Linked DNA regions of Homo sapiens: regions 1 and 3 are each linked to region 2. The links are chromatin loops, found by intact Hi-C in ENCODE. Cell type or tissue: endothelial cell of umbilical vein. All regions are shown on one strand. Region 1 has its middle 64 kb from the start of LINC00615. Region 2 has its middle 110 kb from the start of LINC02822. Region 3 has its middle 8.5 kb from the start of LINC00615.

Region 1 (2,500 bases), 160 kb before region 2:
CACATTGACTCTTTTCTTTCTCCCTCCTTCCTTCTTTTTTGTTGTCTGTCTCCTTTTTCTCCCTTTCCTTTCCCTCTCCTTCCTTCCTTCCTTCCTTCCTTCCTTCCTTCCTTCCTTCCTTCCTTCCTTCCTTCCTTCCAACTAACTTGTTCATTTTGAGTCAACGCTGTCCCCACTAACTGCCATGGTTTTTGCAACAGAATATTGTGGAGTGAATAAGCACACATACTGTCTAATTTCCCATTCCTCGTACACAGCACTAATCCCAGAGCTCTGCAACCATACTTTAGTCAGAAGTTGTATTGATAAAATATTATTTTCAATTATTACATAAACATAGAATTCTTGTACTGTAGAAAAGTTTTGATTTTGTTTTGTTTTGTTTTTTAGATGGGTGGGGCTGTAGGTGCAGTGGCTCATGGCTGTGGTCCCGGCACTTTGGGAGGCCAAGGCAGGAGGATCATTTGAGCCCAGGAGTCCAAGACCAGCCTGGGCAACATAGGGAGATCCCATCTCTACAAGTTTTTTTTTTTTTTTTTTTTTTTTAATTAGCCAGGTATGGTGACATGTGCCTGTAGTCCAGGCTACTTGGGAGGCTGAGGTGGGAGTATCCCTTGGACCAGGGAGTTTGAAGTTGCAGTGAGTCATGGTTGCACCACTGCACCGTAGCCTGAGCAGCAGAGCTAGACCCTATTTCAAAAATAAATAAATAAATAAAGAAAAGAAAAGAAAAGAAAAAGGAAAAAAAAAGAAAGGAAGGTAAAAGAAACTCGAGGAGAGACAGCTGCTGATTCCTTTTTGGATATTTGTGCATTAAGTTATGAAAATGAGTCCTAGACACACTTTAGTGCCGGGGAGCTGTGACATCCTCCTAAAGACCACTGTTCGTTATGGCCAAGAACCAAATAAGGTCTAGTGGATGGTATAACATGTATTATTTGTAATACCTTCATTATTGAGGGGGTTTCCTCAGGAGGATTATCTGTCCAGAAACATCAGAAAGCTTTGCTAAGAGGATGGCAATGCAGGAGGTAACTGCACTTGCTCTTCAGTCTGAAACCGCAGAGTAATTTCTGTCCGTCATAGAAACATTATAACAATGGGGCACTCCCTTTTAAAGAAAATGCCAGGGCTCCAGTAAGACGGGGCTTGCTGAAAAGAATTAAGGTGCAATGGAGGGAGATGTTGCAGGGCTTGCAGAACTTTGTGCTATGACTCATTTGCAACCTTTTGCAAAACTTAATGTGGCAAAAGTACTGGGTTATTATGATGTACCATGTGGTATCCCAATTTGTCATCTTCACTTGACATAGCTTTTATTGAGGGGTACAAGAAGAAACCCCACATTGGCTGAGGAAAATTTTTCTACTTACATCCCACACGGAGATTTAAAAATACATTCCTAGAATATGGCATTTACAGGAACATGTTTCACTTTAGTACTTCTGAAAGAAGACAGCTTTTTTTACCCTTCGAGTGGAAGAATCTATGATTCTAACACGTCACCACTAGAGGGCCAGTGGAACACACCTTATTTGGTAAATGGTGATGGGTCTGGGCGATGCAGTCTCCAAACATTTGAGTTTACTTTGCATCGTTTATCTTTTTGCAGTATTGACTGTTTTATTATTTAAAATGATATTCTAAATTTCTTTTTTCTTGTCACTTTACTGTTTTTAATTTTAGAAAACATCATGTCCATTATTTCAAGCACTGAGTCGGGAGCAAATTAGAATATTTTATTCTGCAGAGAAAAAATTATTGCATGGAAGACTATTCCTTCCCAAGCCCCATTATTTTCCAATATAATCACTTGTTTTAGTTTATAATGTAGTTGTTATAATGACATGCGATGTGGGAAGCTGAAAAAGGAAAATATAAAAACCTGCACAATGTAACAATGATTGGAGAAAGGCATCTCATTTCTTTCATTGCAAAAAATGGAATACTTTCCATGAGATAGCTCATAAATGAGAACATCATGGTAATGTAGTGGTTTTGGAATGTACAGAAGTTAAACTTTATAAAGACAAATATCAATATATCTCAAGCAAAACGTCTGCCCAAAGCAATCAGTAGCAAATGTCTTCATATATTTATTACTAGACTATTTCTAATTTCAGATAATAATAGTCTGTTATGTAAAGCATAAGACAATAGAATTTCTGCTTTCAGAGACTAATTTTTATGAATGATAATATATAGAGATGACAGAAATAATAGGCTATGAAGTTTTCAATGTTAACTTTGTTCAAAATCCTTTTTTATAATGTTAGAGAACATCATATTTCTTGAGTGCAATAAATGTGTCAGCGATGACCCCAATATAAAAGACTTAGATTACTTTCTGGGTTTTATCAAACCTTACTTGGTTTGATTTTCAACTGGACATTTGGATCAAGTAATTATACAATGATTGGCATATGATGACAATGTGGTGCCCTGACTTGCAAGCATGCTTAAAATGAATGAATGAGTATATATATATATATATATATAT
Region 2 (2,500 bases):
TTGATAATCATGTGACAACACATATCTGTTATTCACTTTGATAGTTCTGGGAAGGGGAGGTGAAAGGAAATATAGGAAGATAATTTGTTATATGTATTCTTTGGTAAGAGCCATAAAAAGCATAATAAACACTACTGTAAAAAATGAATGAACAGGAAACAGCTCCTATATTCATGGAACTTACAGTGCAACCAGAGGCCATACATAAATAATTGAAAAAATAAAATGTGACAGGTCCTGTGATGCTGACATTAACAAAATATAATGGCAAAAATATAAAAGGAAACTTTAGTTCACTTGAGAGAGGCTAAGATGGCTGAGAAAGGGAAATACCTGTGATGGATCTTGAAAATAAGTGAGAATCCTTAAAAAAGTTGGGGATGGAAGGTGGTGAAGAGAACAATAAATCAAAACGAATATCACAGGGAAACAGCACAGCCTATAAACAGTTTGGTGTGGAGGAAGGGCTGGACAAAAGATTGGAGAGGTTGCTGAGGACTTAGCCAGCACATGAAAAGAGTTTAGACCTAACTCTTTGTACCTATTGCACAGATACAGTTTCCTAAAATCCTGTGAACTTACTGATTAAAAAAAATCATTGTGAGAGATGTTACTGAAGAAAGGCAACTTATAAAATGAAGTTAAAGCTCATTTGGAATAAGGGTGAGAATAGAAGACAGACAGCCAATCATGGAATGAGAGATCACCTTCTCAGAATAGTGGCTCTAAATAATCTTTCATATAATAACAGTGGTGTATGTGAAGAACAGCTTTTTTCCTCCCAACAAAACACAAACAAAATACCACATATGTAGAACAAAGACAAATTATTAAGGATAGCTGTTCATAGGCCCCAGTGGCTCCTGAAGCCCAATTTTATTGCATGTATTCTTCCTTAAACTCCTCTGTAAATGTGAGATTGTAGGGCATTCATGTTGAATAGCTCTTCCTTCTATCAATTGTATTATAAAAGTACAAACTATCACTAAAAATTAAAGAAGAAAGGAAGGAAGAAAGTCAAAAAGAAAGGAAAGATACAACAAAAGAAGAAGGAAAAAGATCAAGTTGATTAATGTGCCAGGAATTCCTGCACATTGCTGTACTTAAGTGTTTATTGGCAGAAAGGCAAATGTGCATCTTGCTTGCTTTCATTTTCCCAAAACACAACTTAATTAATGTTGTCATATAGCTCCTGGTAATAGACTTACACCGAAACAGTCCTCCCACGCCACAAGATCAATGGAACCCTGGAAGCTACAAGAGAAAGAAATTAGAATGTGCATCAAATTTGTGAAGCTCATAAGGAAAACACATTTGTCCTTCATGTATTTTTAAAGAGATTCTTGTTTCGTTATATCTTATAAATGGTTTCTCTGTTTAGTATAGCAGATAGAATTGAATTTTGGTAGTATCCCATTTTTCAGAATAACAGAATGCCATTCAGTTTTAATAAAGATGTTAGTGGTGATACTATTATGTTTAGGTGTCCAGTTATTCTGTAGGGACTTTGCAGTTCTGAGAAAAAATCTTGACATATAACCTCATTTATTTGCCTCATTTTCTTCTTTCCTAAGTCTTTAAGATTCAAGAATAAAGTCTGTTGCCAAAAAAAAGAAAGATGATTTTTTTTCAATCAGCTATATCTCATGTTTTGTTTTCAGTAGCATATTGGATTGTATAACAGAAAAAAAAACTGATAATTTAGAATAGCACTTTGGAATATGCATTCATGTAAATCTGTTTGCTTCTAGACTTTGTAATTTTTAGATGAAAATACTGGTTTATTAATTATAACTTTGGGATCAAACTATCAGGACTGAGAGAACTGAGGTTTTTTTTGCCAAATACTGCTTATGCAAATAAAAAAATTGCATCTCCCTTATTTCATAAGTATTGATTTATTGCATCACATATTCATGCTGATTTTCAACTTTAGGTATTTGCTATTTGCTTTTTCAATATGGAGTCATTCCAGAGCAGAATTAGTCAAAACATGAATAATTTGTCACAAAGTTCTATTTTTTCTTTGTTTATTTTCATATTTTATTATTTTGACAGCACATACTATGTGAGAAAAAAACAGATTTAACTTATTAGGAAGTTTATATTTTTGGTGTGTTTGAAAAAATAGCATTGTTGGACTCAATATTCTCAAATTTGTTGAAAACTTTATTAAAATAATTTAAAACGTGATTTTGGTATCTAAAATTATTAATAGTTTTAATAATTACTCTATAGAAATGTGATAGGCCTATTATATCCATGGTTCTGAGAGTTCTTAAATTGATTGGAAGACCTAGCATGAGGTCAAGAACTCCATATATATTTTGATATTTTGGATTTGTAATATAACAACAATAGTATTACATGCTCATTTAAAAAAATCACTACCCGGATTTGTAAACTCCAGTTTCTTTATCCAATGACGAGTTCTAGTGGGCTATAGGATTTTTTTATTTTTATTTTATTATTTTTATTTTTTTATTTTATTATTATTATA
Region 3 (2,500 bases), 210 kb before region 2:
GTTTTAATTTGCATTTATCTGATGATTACTAATGTTGAGAATTTTTTTGTATATGCTTGTTGGATCTTTGTATGTTTTCTTTTGAATGTCTGCTCATGTTCTTTACCTGCTTTTTAACAGAGTTGTTTTTTGTTGTCATTGGGTAGATTTCCTTATAAATTATGGATATTCGTGTTCTGTTGAATGCATAGTTTGCAAATATTTTCTCCCTTTCTGAAGGTTGTTTGTTCCCTCTGTTATTTTGTTTGCTGTGCAGAAGCTTTTTAGTTTAATTAAGTCACTTTTGTCTATTTTTGTTGCTTGTGTTTTTGAGGTCTTAGTTGTGAATTATTTACCTAGACCAATGTGCAGAAGAGTTTCTCATAGAAACTAGAGTTTCTTCTAGTACTTAGACAGGTTTTAGTCTTACATTTAACTTTTTAATCCATCTTGGGTTAATTTTTGTATATGTTGTGTGAGAGAAAGGCCCAGTTTTATTCCTCTGCATATGTCAATTCAATTTTCCCAGGACCATTTATTGAATAGGGTGTCCATTCTTCAGTGCATGTTTTTGTCAGCTCTGTCAAAGATCAGTGGGTAACACATACGTGGTTTTATTTCTGGGTTCTCTATTCTGTTCCACTGATCTATGTGTCTATTTTTATATCAGTACTATGTTGTTTTGATTACTAGAACTTTGTGGCATAATTTGAATTCAGATAATGTGATGTCTCCAGCTTTGTTCTTTTTGCTAAGAATTGCTTTGGCTATTTGGGCTCTTTTTTGGTTCCGTGTTAATTTAAAAATAGCTTTTTCTAGTTCTGTAATAAATAAAATTGGTATTTTGATAACAATTGTATTGAATTTATAGATTGCTTTGGGCAGTATGGTCATCTTAAATATATATGTATATATGGTCTAGAGGTCCCTGTTGATCTTACAGCTCATGAAGCCAGCTTTTGAGAAGCATTTAATTATGTTCCAGGTATTGGTAGACCTGAGGTGATACTGCAGGGAAGTATCCCAAGGGAAAATCAAAGGTGGCATGAATTTGACATTATATCTGACTCATACCTGAATGCAGGTGGTTTGAAGTCTGAAAATACTGAAAATGAGTGACTGCTGAGTTTGACATCCCTATTCACGTGATGATAAGGCAGTCCTCTAATGAGAACTTTGCTCCCACACAGCTCCTGGGCATCCAGATAACTCTTCATTGCCTGATACCTGCTGTACTTCATCTTCACTCGAGTTTGTTCTCTAAGCTTGTGGCTCCTGCCTGGCGTGTGGGCTTTTCTCCTTGTTCTTCCTTTCTTCCCAGAGTGTTGTGGATTTTCTATACACAATGCCTTTTTATGCTTCCATACGAAAGCCCTCTTCTTTCTTTTTTCTCACGTGGTTCTTTGTGAGCAATAAAGTGTATCCCATTTATCCAAACTTCAACCCCTATTATTAGCAGCAAAACTGCTGCATGTTCCACTCCCACTAGAGGGCAGTGAGACCTGAATCTTCCTAAAGAAAATTGCTTGGTATCCATGTGGATAGCCATGGGACGTTGAGGCTGCTTTAATCAGAGGCTTATTCTAGAAAGGGTTTCAGAAAAGGTGTGGAGGATGGTAGGGAGTACGGAGCAGATGCAGTATAAACCTTCCTCAATTTGGAGAAATAATTTATTTGTAAGATATAGTCAATGGATTTTTCTACCTGCAATGTCCAGTGTATGAATAAATAAAGGTATGGATGGCCTGAGTGTGTGTGTGTGTATATACATATAAAATATATATTATATATATTTATATATTATATATTATATAAATATATATTCTATATAAAGAGGCTATATATATAATAGACTATATATATTGTATAGATAGTATATATATGTGTCTATCTATCTATCTACATATATATACTATCAAAGGGTTCTGAGAACATCATATAAAACTTTGGCCAGTGTGCTGCATAGATATGGGCTGAAACACCATCTCTGACCACACTCACTTCTGAAAGTAAGTGAGTCTGTGACAGCCCTGGCTGCCTAAACTGTAATTATGTAACAAATGGTTCCTTCACTATGGGCTGACCAGGCAACAGTGACCTCTGTGAACTGACTTGAAAAGATGACTCAGGCCTGTCAGATTCTTGCTTCTATGAGATTGCATTTGTAATAACAAAAACATTAAATGTCTTCTACTTAACATTGGGAGTTTAAAGTGAAAAGATATGACTTAGAGAAAAGGCCTAAAGAAGCCATAGAAAAACTGAAGTTATGACAGAGCAGAAAATAATGAGAAAGCTGACGTGCAGAGAAAAGCAGGCAGGACCTGAGGGAGGAGAGAACAAGTGATCCCCATGATAAGCTATTTGTAGTTTTTCACTTATAATATGTACAGATCTTTATGTAGCAGCATATGCATTCTCAATCAATTTTGATTTTTAAAAAACCTCAAGTTTTAAAAAATATATTTTAAAGAACTATTTAATCCTTCTTGGAACATTCTCTACAAGTTTTCTCTTTCCT

What was found. Hi-C counts contacts between places; a loop is a spot of excess contacts. Peaks named below come from ENCODE experiments on the same cell type or tissue, not always from the same donor. Only the 100,000 strongest peaks of a DNase experiment are listed, where the experiment ranks them.
Region 1: a loop joins it to region 2, with 3.0 times the contacts of the local background. A loop is called at or near these places in 18 of 110 quality-filtered maps.
Region 3: a loop joins it to region 2, with 2.1 times the contacts of the local background. A loop is called at or near these places in 8 of 110 quality-filtered maps.

Annotation. Positions count from the first base shown.
Region 1 is chr12:90,853,239-90,855,738 of GRCh38, reverse strand. No RefSeq gene overlaps it. Among named protein-coding and RNA genes, the nearest start is that of LINC00615, 64 kb to the left of the region's middle. In endothelial cell of umbilical vein, a CTCF peak has its summit at 1,512; a DNase peak (open chromatin) is centred at 1,498.
Region 2 is chr12:90,697,406-90,699,905 of GRCh38, reverse strand. No RefSeq gene overlaps it. Among named protein-coding and RNA genes, the nearest start is that of LINC02822, 110 kb to the right of the region's middle. In endothelial cell of umbilical vein, no CTCF peak of the experiment used is centred here; DNase peaks (open chromatin) are centred at 265 and 1,185.
Region 3 is chr12:90,908,228-90,910,727 of GRCh38, reverse strand. No RefSeq gene overlaps it. Among named protein-coding and RNA genes, the nearest start is that of LINC00615, 8.5 kb to the left of the region's middle. In endothelial cell of umbilical vein, a CTCF peak has its summit at 1,464 (motif pointing right); DNase peaks (open chromatin) are centred at 1,487 and 2,077.